Linked DNA regions of Homo sapiens: region 2 is linked to region 1. Evidence: chromatin contacts called from ENCODE Hi-C or POLR2A ChIA-PET data. All regions are on one chromosome and are shown on one strand. The core of a region is the stretch at or near the end of the contact, and the rest is flanking DNA. Distances in the headings are between cores, read along the strand shown.

Region 1 (6,264 bases), core at 2,799-5,298:
GGTTTCACCATGTTGGTCAGACTGGTCTCAAACTCCTGACCTCAAGTGATCCTGCCGCCTCGGCCTCCCAAAGTGCTGGGATTACAGGTGTGAGCCTCAGTGCCCAGCCAAAATTCTATTTAACTTGATTTTTCTCTTCATGGCCAACTCACTGTTTCATTTGTGAAACTACTAGGGAAATTTCAGACTAGGGAATATTGAGGCACAGAAAATGATGGTACTTTGGCATGCTGGATGCTTTTGAAAATGGAAAGGCCTGAGAAATACACTTGAGAGTCAAGGTCCCTCCAACCTTGTCTTATTCTTGCCTCAACCAAGGGCAGAGAGGAACTCCCTCTGGAATTTCCTTGTCTGACTAAGAAAGCTTCTTACTAAAAGAAACACAGTTGCCTTCTATTCTGTCCTTCAAATCTCATTATCTATCAAAAAATGAAGACTGAGGAATAGAGCCACATATGGATGGACCTTTTCATAAGGCCTGCCCCTCAGGCTCATTCAGATTCCAAAGAGAATCATTTACAAGTTAATTTCTGTCTCCCTGGTCCATTTACTCTCCCTTATAATAATTTACTGCTCCTCAGAAGAATTACACACGTTCCCCATCTCCTTACTCTCCTATGAAAAAGGGTATATAAGCGTCCACACCCCATTGGGGGTTGGGGAATCATCACTCTGATGCCTCCCCTCCCCACCAGGCACGTTAATAAAACTTGTATGTCTTTTCTCCTATTAATCCGTCTTTTATCAGTTGATTTTCAGTGTTTTTTTTTTTTTAGCACTTGTTTGCAGGATCCAAAAGCTGCTCTGCTATTCTGGAAGCCACAGTCAAGGGACCCAGGACCCGAGCAGCTGGCAGAAGGACTTGTACCTTCTGTTTGTCCCATTGTATCCAAGATGTTAAAATCATGATGTCACAACATTTAGACATTTAAATGGTTAATCAAATGTATGTCTCTCCTGATATACAGCTAACTGCTATAGACTAATGCAGGCCTCCTTGTTAAAATGGACCCTTTGTTACTCAAATTTGACCAATCTTGGAAGCTTGGATGTGCACTGACTTGACAACCACTTTTTGTGGGACATAACACTCTAGACACAGGTGCTTCTAGCTCTAAGGGGAACAGATAACTAATCTGTGGCCAACCAACCAATGATTAATCAGCTATGCTGCCTCGGATCTTGATCAAAAAAGGAAAATGTGAAAAGTGATACACAAAATGGCATCACTTTGGTTCAGAGCTCTAAAATGGAGTTGGGAAGCCATTCTAAGAAGGACTGCCTGCACAATCTGCAACTTGCAAAACACAAAAACAAAAAATATGAACTTGCCTTGAAGCTTTGAACTGGGCCAAAACTGCAATAACCACTACATCCTGGAAAACTGAATTTCACCAGTGCTACAACTCCTGAACAGCGGCAACCAATCAACTATGGATTCATGTACTAAGCCAGCCACCTCCACCAATGATAATTCTTTCAAAACAATTTGTGTATTAACCCTCTGCTTTCTTTTAAAAACATCTACTTCTCTCCCTCTTTTCAGAACCCCATTTGGCTTCTAGGTGAATCTGTGTCTCCCAAATTGTAATTTCTAAGACCCCAATCAAAATGCCTTGTTTGGCTGGACGTGGTAACTTGCATCTATAATCCCAGCACTTTCGGAGGCCGAGGCAGGTGGATCACTTGACCCCAAGCTGGCCAAAATGGCGAGACCCTGTCTCTTTTCTTTTTTTTTTTTTTAATTAAAAAAAAATGCCTTGTCTTACTGCTTTGCAGTGTGGTCTTTCACCTCTTCTTTTTTTTTTTTTTTTTTTTGAGACAGTCTTGCTCTGTCACCAGGCTGGAGTACAGTGGTGCGATCTTGGCTCACCACAACCTCCGTCTCCTGGGTTCAAGCGATTCTCCTGCCTCAGCCTCCTGAGTAGCTGGGATTACAGGCGTGCGCACCACACCCGGCTAATTTTTGTATTTTTAGTAGAGACAGAGTTTCACCATGTTGGCCAGGATGGTCTCGATCTCTTGACCTCGTGATCCGCCCTGCCTCGGCCACCCAAAGTGCTGGGATTACAGGCGTGAGCCACCATGCCTGGCCCTTTCACCTCTTCTTGGTTGACATAAGCAATCAGTTCTACAGCAGATACCAGCTGGGTATGCTCCAGTTCAATTCCAACACTAACTACCTGGCGATATCATCAGACCCCATAGGTTAAGGGCTCAGTCCCACAAAACTGCCACCCACTTCTGAGGCCAGTTGCCAGCCCCAGGTTGTTTCACCTGCGCTTCTGACTAACCAGCTATAAATTGCATTTCCCACAACCCTCTCTTCATGTTCAATTAATTTGCTAGGGCAGCTCACAGAACTCAGGAAGACACATAGACTGACTTCTTACAAGGGATGTTACAAAGGATTCAGATGAAAAGATGCATAGGGCAAGAGCTTCCACGCATGCCCTCTTTGAGTGCGCCTCCCTCCAGGAAACTCCATGCATTCAGCTATCTGGAAGTTCTCCAAACCCATTTCTTTTGGGATTTTATGGAGGCTTCATTACCTAGGAATGATTGATCAGCTTAAGCTTCAGCCCCTGTCTCCTCCCCAGAGGTTGAGGGGGAGGGCTGAAAGTCTCAAGCCTCTAATCCTACCTTGGTCTTTCCAGTGACCAGTCCCATCCTAAAGCTACCTAGGGACTGTGAGTCATCAGTCAACTAATTAGCATACAAAAAAACACCAATTTGCTGATTCCAAGGATTTTAGGAATTGCATGCCAGGACAAAGACCAAATATATACTTCACATTATCACAGTTATCTTGCAAGGCAAAGGGACTTGGCAGTTGGAGAAATTATCCTGGATGATTTGAATGGGCCCAATGTCATCACAGGGGGCCTCAAGAATAGAAGAATCAGAGGGATCACTACTGAAGAAATCAGAGTGATGTGATGTGACGAAGACTCAACTCACCGTTACTGATTCTGGAGATGGAGGAAGGGTCCGCAAGCCAAGGAATGTAGGCAACCTCTAGAAGCTGGGAAAGGCAAGTGAACAGATTCTCCCCTGGAGCCTTGGGAAGGAATACAGCCCTGCTGACACCTTGATCTTAGCCCAGCAGTCTCATTTCTTTTGACCTCCAGAGCTGGAAGATAATAAATTTGTGTTAAGGCAGTAAGTTTGTGGTAATTTATTAATAGCAAGAGAAAACGAATATAGCTGCTAGTATGTAAAAGGTGGAAATTTTCACATAAAACTCTAGCCATACCAAAGATGAGTAGCAGCTGCCCCCTTTTAATAAAGGATGTGTTTCCAATTTCACTGCAGTCCTCACCCCTCCCTTTTGTCTACCCCAGCCTCCTATGTCCATTTACATGAACTACCCAGTCTAAGTATTAAGTTTTGTAATCGTATACTGAACTGCAGTGTCTCCCAAACAGTAATCCTAATTTCAGCAGCTAAAATAGAAGCAAGCAAATCCAGCCTTCTTAAAATGATTAATCCTATCAATAATAACAATCTTTTCATTTGTATAGTGTGGTCTAGGTCAAGTTACTTAATTTATATAAGCCTAAATGTCCTTCTCTGCACAAGGTGGGGCAAGTTACAGTACATACCCGCTACAGTCGTTTTGAAGACAAAATGAGACACAGCATGAAAAGTGCATCCACCAGACCCACCTGGTACCCAGTAAGGCCTAGGTAATAAACAACGGCGGAAATCAGTGTACTTCTGCCTCACCTGCCACTAGACATTTGGGTTGTTTCTAATCTTTGGGAAGTAAACGCATTGCTCAACGTATTGCTTTTTCTTTTATGTGACTACTGCCTGAAGTCACTTTCCTAGGAAGAATGGATCGATTAGAGAGGCGGGGCAATACCTTTTACCTGCTGGCAGGTGAAATTTCGCCTCCTGGCGGCGTCACCTAAAGTCCTCTCCCTCCAAGGCGCGCCCTCCGCGGCCGGCAGGGGGCGCCGCGGCCGCCTGGGCCCGCCGGATGCTAACAAGCCTGGCGGCCTCGCCCCCTGCCGGAAGTGGCTGCGGCGGGGGCGGGGCCTACGAACTGGGCCGGGCGGCCGTGCGGGAGCCATGGCGGCCTCGGAGGCGGCGGCGGCGGCGGGGTCCGCGGCTCTGGCGGCGGGTGCCCGGGCCGTCCCGGCGGCCACGACAGGAGCCGCCGCCGCCGCCTCGGGCCCGTGGGTGCCCCCGGGACCCCGACTGAGGGGCAGCCGGCCGCGGCCCGCGGGGGCGACGCAGCAGCCCGCTGTCCCCGCGCCGCCGGCGGGGGAGCTGATCCAGCCGTCGGTGAGCGAGCTGTCCCGGGCCGTGCGGACCAACATCCTGTGCACCGTGCGCGGCTGCGGCAAGATCCTGCCCAACAGCCCCGCGCTCAACATGCACCTAGTCAAGAGCCACCGCCTGCAGGTGAGCCCGACGCGGCCGGCGGCCCGGGGGGCCGGGCCTGGCTCCAACAAAGCGCCCGGCGCCGGCGCGCGAAGCCGGCCTCGGGGGGACGAGCGCCCTGCGCGCTGCCGCTGCCGCTGCCCCACCGGCCTCTGCCCTCCCCGGCCGGAGGCGGCTCTCGAACCCTCGCGGCAGGCGCCGCAGGTGCGGCCTCTGGGGGGGAGGAGGAGCTGGGAGCCCCGGGTCCGCCGTACGCGCCAGTTCCCTGGTTCCCTGGCTCCCTGGCCCCGAGTGTCGTGCCGGACGCCGGCCCAGGCTTTTTACACTTTTTTGCCTGTGAGTTCTTAACGGCGTTTTGGCGAGGGACGCATCGTCTCCATTATATTAATGAGAAACAGATTATGCAACCTAGATGATGCGGGGCTTTAAACCGGGGCCTCTGGTTCTAAAGCCCTGTGCTTGCCACGACACCCACAATGCCGCCCTTGGGTCCTGCCCAGTGGACTGTATGTGCCACAATAACTAGAAGAGAGGGTTTTAAATGTTCTCACCACCAAGAGACAATACGTTTGAGGTCGAGGACATGTTAAACACTCTGACTTGATCACTATGCAATGTATATGTCCATCCATGCTGCACACCGCACCCCATCAGTAGGAATAATTACTGTGTGTCGATTATGAATAAAAAAATGTTTTAAAGGAGCGGTAGGTTTGCCTCTAAACACCATCAGTCAGTTTCACGGTGTTGGTAAGATCAGCTCAGGACTGAGACCTAAGGGAAATTGCCCCTGTGGCTCTTCTTTAAGAGGGGGACACAGTAAATACACCATGACAATAGTCTCAACAACCCTCCACGTTATGCAAAACAGGGCAGTCATTTTCAACCTTGGGACACATCTGTGACAAGCTTATTAAAAATCCAGATGTCCAGCCCCACCCCGGACCTGTTAAGTCACAATCTCTCAGTCATTACAATGGCAAGTTTCCTTCCACCACTCTAGGCCAGCAGTGACATAATTCAAAAGCGCAAGTCATTGAAAGCAGTTCTGCGAATATGTAGCTTTTGATGATCAGGAGTAAATTTAGAGTACCCAGAATATTGCATGTTCTGTCTGCCCATAGTCAGGCTTCTGATAAGAATTTCACAGCAGAAAACTCTGAGGTTGTAGTCTCTAGTAGGACAGATGTGTCGCCAATGAAGAGTGATCTGCTCTTACCACCATCTAAACCGGGATGCAACAACGTTCTCAATTGAAGATCAGGGAGCCAGTCAGGAAATGTACCTGAGGTATGCTGAGGAAGACCGTGCAGGTGGGGCCGAATTGTTGGACTGAAAAGCTCTGGGTTTCTTTCAGCACTCAAGTGTAACTCTGGGAATGGCTTTCAACCTGTTGTTTTGTTTTCATACTAAATTTTAACTAAATCCTTTTCTTCCCTATTGTTTTTGTGTTTTTTTGTTTGTTTTTGAGACAGAGTCTCACTCCATCACCCAGGCTGGAGCGCAGTGGCGCCATCTCAGCTCACTGTAACCTCTGCCTCCGGGGTTCAAGCAGTTCTCCTGCCTCAGCCTCCCTAGTAGCTGGGATTACAGGCACCTGCCACCACACCCTGCTAATTTTTTTTTGTATTTTTAGTAAAGACAGGTTGCACCATGATGGCCAGCTTGGTCTCGAACTCCTGACCCTCAGGTGATCCACCCACCTCAGCCTCTTAAAGTGCTGGGATTCCAGGTGTGAGCCACCGCGACCGACCTAAATCCTTTATTTAATCATAACTTAGGTGGATGAACTATTTCTTAATAGTTTCTGTTGTTCCTTTCTGTGGAGTTGTTGTTAGGAGCTCTAGCTCTTTAAAGACCCTGGTAAACATC
Region 2 (6,264 bases), core at 2,534-5,033, 370 kb after region 1:
TGCTGCCATGCAGAAATGTGGGCTCAGGATGGCCGTACCTTCTGATTTTTCAGCTGGAGGTTTCTGTGAAATGCTTTGGTTTCTGCATTTAAAGTAAATTCAACTTAAAAAAAAAAAAAAGTAAGTCTAATTGTTCAGACTAGTCCCTCTCAAGCCACCTGATGACAGACAACTGAGGCTGTGAGTGACCTCAGACAAGACCAGCAAAAGAACCACCCAGCTGAGCCCAGCCCACATTGCAGAATTGTGAGGAAATAAATGGAGGTTGTGTTAAGCCATACATTGTTGAGTGTTTGTTATACAACAATAGATAACTGATACACAGCCCTTATTATGATCTTTCATCATCTTTGTTTATTTGTTTACTTTTTTGTCTCTCTCCCCTGCCCACCCCTTTCCCCACACACTCACTGGAATATCAGCTCCATCAGCCCATGGACCTTGTCAGTCTTGTTTCTTTTCCATTTCCCAGTGCTCATACAATGCCCAGTAGGCGCTCAATAAATATCTTTTGAAGAGTGAATAAATAAATGTTTAGGTCAACAAACATTTGCGGTGCCATCCTCTTGTCACAAGACACCAAGCTGGAGATGAGGGTGATCCAATCTCTCCATGAGGAAACACGTAGCTTCCCAGACTTGTTCTTCATCTTCCATCATGTTATTTTATTTTACTTTATTTTTATTATTTGTAGAAACAGGATGTTGCTTTATTGCCCAGGCTAGTGTTGGTCTCCTGGCCTCAAGTGATGCTCCAATCTTGGTCTCTCAAAGTGCTAGGATTACTGGCATGAGCTACGTCGTCTAGCCAATCATTTATTATTATTATTATTTTTATTATTATTATTTTGAGACACGGTCTTACTTTGTTACCCAGGCTGGAGTGCAGTGGCATGAATATGGCTGACTGCAGCCTTGACCTCTCGAGCTCAAGAGATTCTCCCCACTCAGCACCCCAAGTAGCTGGGACTACAGGCACATGCCTAGCTAGTAATAATTTTTGTACGTTTTGTAGAGACGGGTTTTTGCCTTGTTGCCCAGGATGGAAATCATGTTATTTTAAAGAGACAATTTAAGAAAGTCTCTTGGGCCCCTGCCTGATGTTTCAGCCGCATCTTATTCTGCCATATAGACAGACTAGAAGAGGTATGGATAGCTTCACACTCCAACAAATTGTGCATGGATTCTGGAGCACTTAACCCCTCCAAGCCACAGCTGTCTTTAAGTGGGGACCAGCTGATCCTGGAAGAGCTGCCGGGAGGCTCACACACCAGCCTGCATGACTGTTGTGCAGTAGCCCCACCCCACGCAGGCCAGCCCCGCGTCATCATTCCTATCCTGAACCTGCAGGGCATTTTCGGTTGAGGAAATGAAGACTCATGTTTATCATCCTTTCCGGGAGAGGGATTCAAGAAACTTGGCAGGGGTGAGCCCGGATCCATGCCCGTGGCGGGAGCTCAGTGACCTCTGCTCAACCCCCTATCCTTGCTAGACCCAAATTTCTCCTTTGGACGTATCCCGGGAATCCAGAGCCCCGCAGCCTGTGACTTTAGAAAGAAAGAGGCAGGCTCCTTCTTGGCTCAGTCCTGAGTGGAACTTCCAAAGGCAGGGCTGGGATGACTTCATGTTTGGATTAGGGAATTTCAGAATGGGACAAAGCCCATCTTTATTTCAGAGCCGATGACCTAGGTCTGAGTGGGTGACCTCCCTCCTAACTGATGGGAGATGACATCTAAACTCCCGATGCTGAGTAACAAGCAATGTAGACACCAAGGGCGATGAAGCAGCCATTCAGCATTTCCTGGCACCTGCCAGCTGCCGCCCACTGTCCTGGGCACCCAGGACACCAGCCCTGCGGTGGAGGCTCTGGCCTGGCACTTTACACCTTTGCTTGAACATGAGAACCACCTGGGGAGATTCCACAAACGCCCGTGTTTGGGCTCCACCTGAGACCAATTAGAGGCAGTCCTGCTCTAATTGGTTAATTACAATCAATCTCCCAGGTGGATTTGCAACCAGGGCTGAGAGTACTAGGCTGGTGGATACTAAAACCCCACATTTTTGTTTGGTTGATTTTTTTTTTTTTTTTTTTGAGACAGCCTTGCTCTGTCGCCCAGGCTGGAGTGCAGTAGCACAATCTCCGCTCACTGCAACCTCCACTTCCCAGGTTTAAGCAACTCTCCTGCCTCAGCCTCCCGAGTAGCTGGGATTACAGGCGCCCGCCACCACGCCTGGCTAAGTTTTTGTATTTTTAGTAGAGACAGGGTTTCACCATGTTGTCCAGGCTGGTCTCTAACTCCTGACCTCAGATGACCCGCCCACCTCGGTCTCCCAAAGTGCCAGGATTACAGGTGTGAGCCACCGCGTCTCGCCCCCACATTTGTTGAGAAGTCATCTTGTGCCAGGCTTTAAGGATTTTATTTTATATATATATGTATGTATTTTAATGCTTATTCTTTTCTTTTGAGATAGGGTCTTGCTCTGTCACCCAGGCTGGAGTGCAGTGGCACGATCATGGCTCATTACAGCCTTGACCTCCTGGGCAGCGATCTTCCCCCCTCAGCCCCCTGAGTAGCTGGGACTACAGGTGCATGCAACTGCACCTGGCTAACTTGTAAATTGTTTGTAGAGATGGTCTCACTACGTTGCCCACGCTTGTCTGAAACTCCTGGGCTCAAGGGATCCTCCTACTTTGGCCTCCTAAAGTGCTGAGATTACAGGCGTGAGCCACCACGCCTGGCCAAGAATGTTATATATGTAAGTATTAGTTCCTTTCCTCTTCACATGATCCCTCTGAGGTAAGTGCTGTTATCGTTATCTCTATTTTGCAGAGGAGGAAACTGAGGCATAGCAGGCACAAGTCGGGGATCCCTGTGTGTTAGCCAGGGCCTGCTATAGCTCTGCCAGGAGGGCTGGCAAGGCAAAAGAGAGCACTGGCCTGGGAATCTGGCCCAGCGTTGATCGAGGGCCTTGGACACGGGACTTAATCTTTGCCAGGACTTCAGTTTTCTCATCTGAATAATGGGCTTGATAATAGATTTGGCTGGGTGCAGTGGCTCACACCTGTTATCCCAGCACTTTGGGAGGCTGAGGCGGGCAGATCACTTGAAGTCAGGAGTTTGAGACCAGCCTGGCCAACATGGAGAAACCCCATTTCTACTAAAAATATAAAAATTAGTCGGGTGTGGTTGTGGCTGTCTGTAATCCCAGCTACTCAGGCGGCTGAGGCAGGAGAATCGCTTGAACCGGGGAGGCAGAGTTTGCAGTGAGCCGAGATCATACCATTCCACTCCGGCCCGGGCGACAGGGCAAGACTCTGTCTCAAAAAAAAAAAAAAAAAAAAAAATAGAAGTGAAGATGAAGCTGGGTGATGGAGAATGGGGCATACCATGGCCACTCCAGGGAGAGCTGTTAGCGGGAGTGGTTCTGTGCACCCAAATACTAGCCAATAAATCAATACATAAGCAGGAAGAGTACTTCCAACCATTAAAATAATTTGAATAATATTTGAATAATTTGAATAAATAATATTATTTTAATTGATTATTGTGGGATCAATGAATTCTAAATAAAAAATGCACTAAAAGTCTGTAGTGGGTGATGGGGTGGGGGATTTAGGGGTGCCGACGGGGTAGACCCCTATTGAAAGAGGCACGAAAACTGGGAGATGAAAAGCATAGGCTCGTTTGCCCTGTGTCTTCCTTCTCACGGCAGGGGATCGGCCGGCCACCTTCTCCCTGTGACTTCCTCCCAGTCCCGTCACCAAACCCCTGAGGCCGTCCTGGCATCAGACCGCAGGCCATAAAAGCGTCCAGCAGAGGGCGCCCCAAACCCACGAGGGCCGCGGCGAAGAAGAAGGTAGCGGCCGCTGTCCTCTCCCCTCCCAGGCAGGTCCGGTGCGGAAGGGATCGCTGGACACTGGCGATGGTGGAGAGGCATGGTGGGCCGGGTCCCCCGCACCCTTCATGGCCCTGACTCGGGGCTGCCCATGACCTTCAGCGTCAGAGCTCGGTCTGGTCCATGCCTGCCTTGGGGAAGCTGCGCCGCCTCTGCACCCACCCAGGTCAGGGCCACCTTCCCTCCATTTGCAGCATGAGCAGGTCTGAGGTGGCGGCTCCGGGCTGAACAGCAGGAACTGAGTTCTTTGTCCACATGTGAGGGTGGGCAGCCCATGAACAGTCCACCCAGACACAAGTTACCCTGCCCCCGAGCCGGAATCCAGCCCTGAGACCCCACAGTGCTGCCTCTGAAACAGTGCTGGGACGTCTCTCTGAGCCTGAGCTCAGACTTTGGTGTCCCGCTGCTGAGGCCGGGGTCCCGCCGCTGTGACCGTGGCAAGGGTAAGCCCTTTGTGCACCTGTGCCGTTGCCTGTAAAATGCTGGCAGTAATCACAGTGGAGCTACCCTAGAGGTTTGCTAGGAGGGTTACATGAGCCGTGCCTGGCACGGGCCACAGAGGGTAGGTTGCACATGGCTCTTTTCCCCACTGCCCAGTTATTAATCCAGGTCACAGTTACTTCTTCCCCCAGCCTCACAGAAGATGGGGGCCACTGTAAACCCCACCCCATCCCAGATGAATCAAGCCATCACCATACCCCCCCCCTCCAAATGATCCATGCCACCATAATATGCCCTCTGGATGACTCAGACCACCACTGCCCCCTCCCCAACACACACGTACACCCTGATGGCCCCAGCAGTCTCCTAACTGTCCTCCCTGGCTCCAGCCTTGCCCTGCTCCCTTCCACCATCCACTCTGCAGCCAGACTGATTTTTCTAAAATGCAAATCTGATCACATTACTTCCTACTTAACATCCACCAACAATTTCCCAATAAACTCGGGATGAAATTCAAGCTCCTTAATGTGAGTTCTGAGGCCTTTCCTGATCTGGCTGGGGCCTGGCACTCCAGCCTCATCCCTCTGAGTGACAGCCAGAGCCCAACCATGGGGGGCCCAGGCAGGAACTGTGACACCCCCAAATTCCACTTTTTAAAATTTTATTTTATTTTAAGTTCCGGGATACATGCGCAGAATGTTCAGGTTTATTACATAGGTAAACGTGTGCCATGGTGGTTTCCTGCACTTATCAACCCATCACCTAGGTATTGAGCCCCCCACATGCATTAGCCATTTATCCTGATGCTTTCCCTCACCTCACACCCCGCTGCTGACAGGCCCCAGTGTGTGTTGTTCCCCTCCCTGTGTCCATGTGTTCTCAATGTTCAGCTCCCACTTATAAGCAAGAACACGTAGTATTTGGTTTTCTGTTCCTGTGTTACTTTGCTGAGGATAATGGCTTCCAGCTCCATCCATGTTCCTGCAAAGGACATGATCTCTTTCCTTTTTATGGCTGCATAGTATTCCATGGTGTAAATGTACCACATTTACTTTATCCAGTCTGTCATTGATGGACATTTGGATTGATTCCATGTCTGTGCTATTGTGAATAGTGCTGCAATGAACAAACTCATGTATGAATCTTTATAACAGAATGATTTATATTCCTTTGGGTATATACCCAGCAATCGGATTGCTGGGTCAAATGGTATTTCTGGTTCTAGGTCTTTGAGGAATCGCCACACTGTCTTCCACAACGGTTGAAATAATTTACACTCCCACCAACAGTATAAAAGTGTCCCTATTTCTCCACAGCCTTAAATATTTGCACATTTATCAAACAGGGAAACTACTTTTTATTATTAACATAAAAGGTATTCCTCTCTCTTTGTGAAAACAAGGGCTTTAGAATGTGCATACTGTGAAAGTAACCTGTTAACTTATCAGAAAATGTCTTTTATCTGACATTTTCCTGCCCTCATCAATGGATGACGTTAGTCACATTCCTTGAAGGATGACTGGAGCTTACATGGACCCAGGTTCAAAGTCGTAGTCTCTTTGAAGAGCCTCAACTTTTCCAGCCTGACTCCGGGTTGGAACCTGCGTGCCTGAGGTTCCTCTCAGGATCAGCGTCTCCACCGTCAGACATTCTTATGAGAATACGGGTGGGTCAGCGCCGGGTAAAGGTGCTGGCTAAGTTTCCACCTTGTGGAGGTGGGATGACTTGCAATTCCCGTCTCCTGATTCATCCCCGGGTTACTGATTCATTTCCCTGGAATCTGGACTGCTTATGGCCATGCCCCCAGCTGCTGCTGGGCAAGCTGAGTGCTCCATTCAGCCCTGGTTCACACAACATATTCCTGGGCTCCTGATACAGGGCCTTGCGAGCGTTCAGACCCAATGCTTCTTGCATAAACACACACACA

The links. Hi-C counts contacts between places; a loop is a spot of excess contacts on that map. ChIA-PET counts read pairs that join two places held with the same protein, here RNA polymerase II (POLR2A). Pooled maps may share reads with other maps.
Region 2: a pooled map shows a loop between it and region 1 (7-fold over the local background). The contact joins the enhancer-like site here to the promoter of ATMIN in region 1. A Hi-C loop is called at or near these places in 1 of 168 maps with a recorded cell type or tissue (left cardiac atrium) and 6 of 50 pooled maps. POLR2A ChIA-PET finds 5 or more read pairs at or near these places in 3 of 52 experiments (HepG2, PC-9 and Panc1).

Annotation. Positions count from the first base shown.
Region 1 is chr16:81,031,794-81,038,057 of GRCh38, forward strand. ATMIN (ATM interactor) reads left to right here and starts at 4,049. Exons shown (of 4, transcript NM_015251.3): 1 at 4,049-4,413. The coding sequence starts at 4,078. It overlaps CENPN-AS1 (CENPN antisense RNA 1), which reads right to left. Exons shown (of 4, transcript XR_007065134.1): 1 at 4,944-6,264; 2 at 2,962-3,133. It also overlaps a transcript of CENPN not described here. RefSeq lists silencers at 3,869-4,158, 4,369-4,718.
Region 2 is chr16:81,399,893-81,406,156 of GRCh38, forward strand. No RefSeq gene overlaps it. Among named protein-coding and RNA genes, the nearest start is that of MIR4720, 18 kb to the left of the region's middle. RefSeq lists an enhancer at 3,856-3,935. Within about 2 kb of position 3,784, at least 4 of the 41 ENCODE cell types and tissues checked have a DNase peak (open chromatin) inside an H3K27ac peak, as active enhancers do.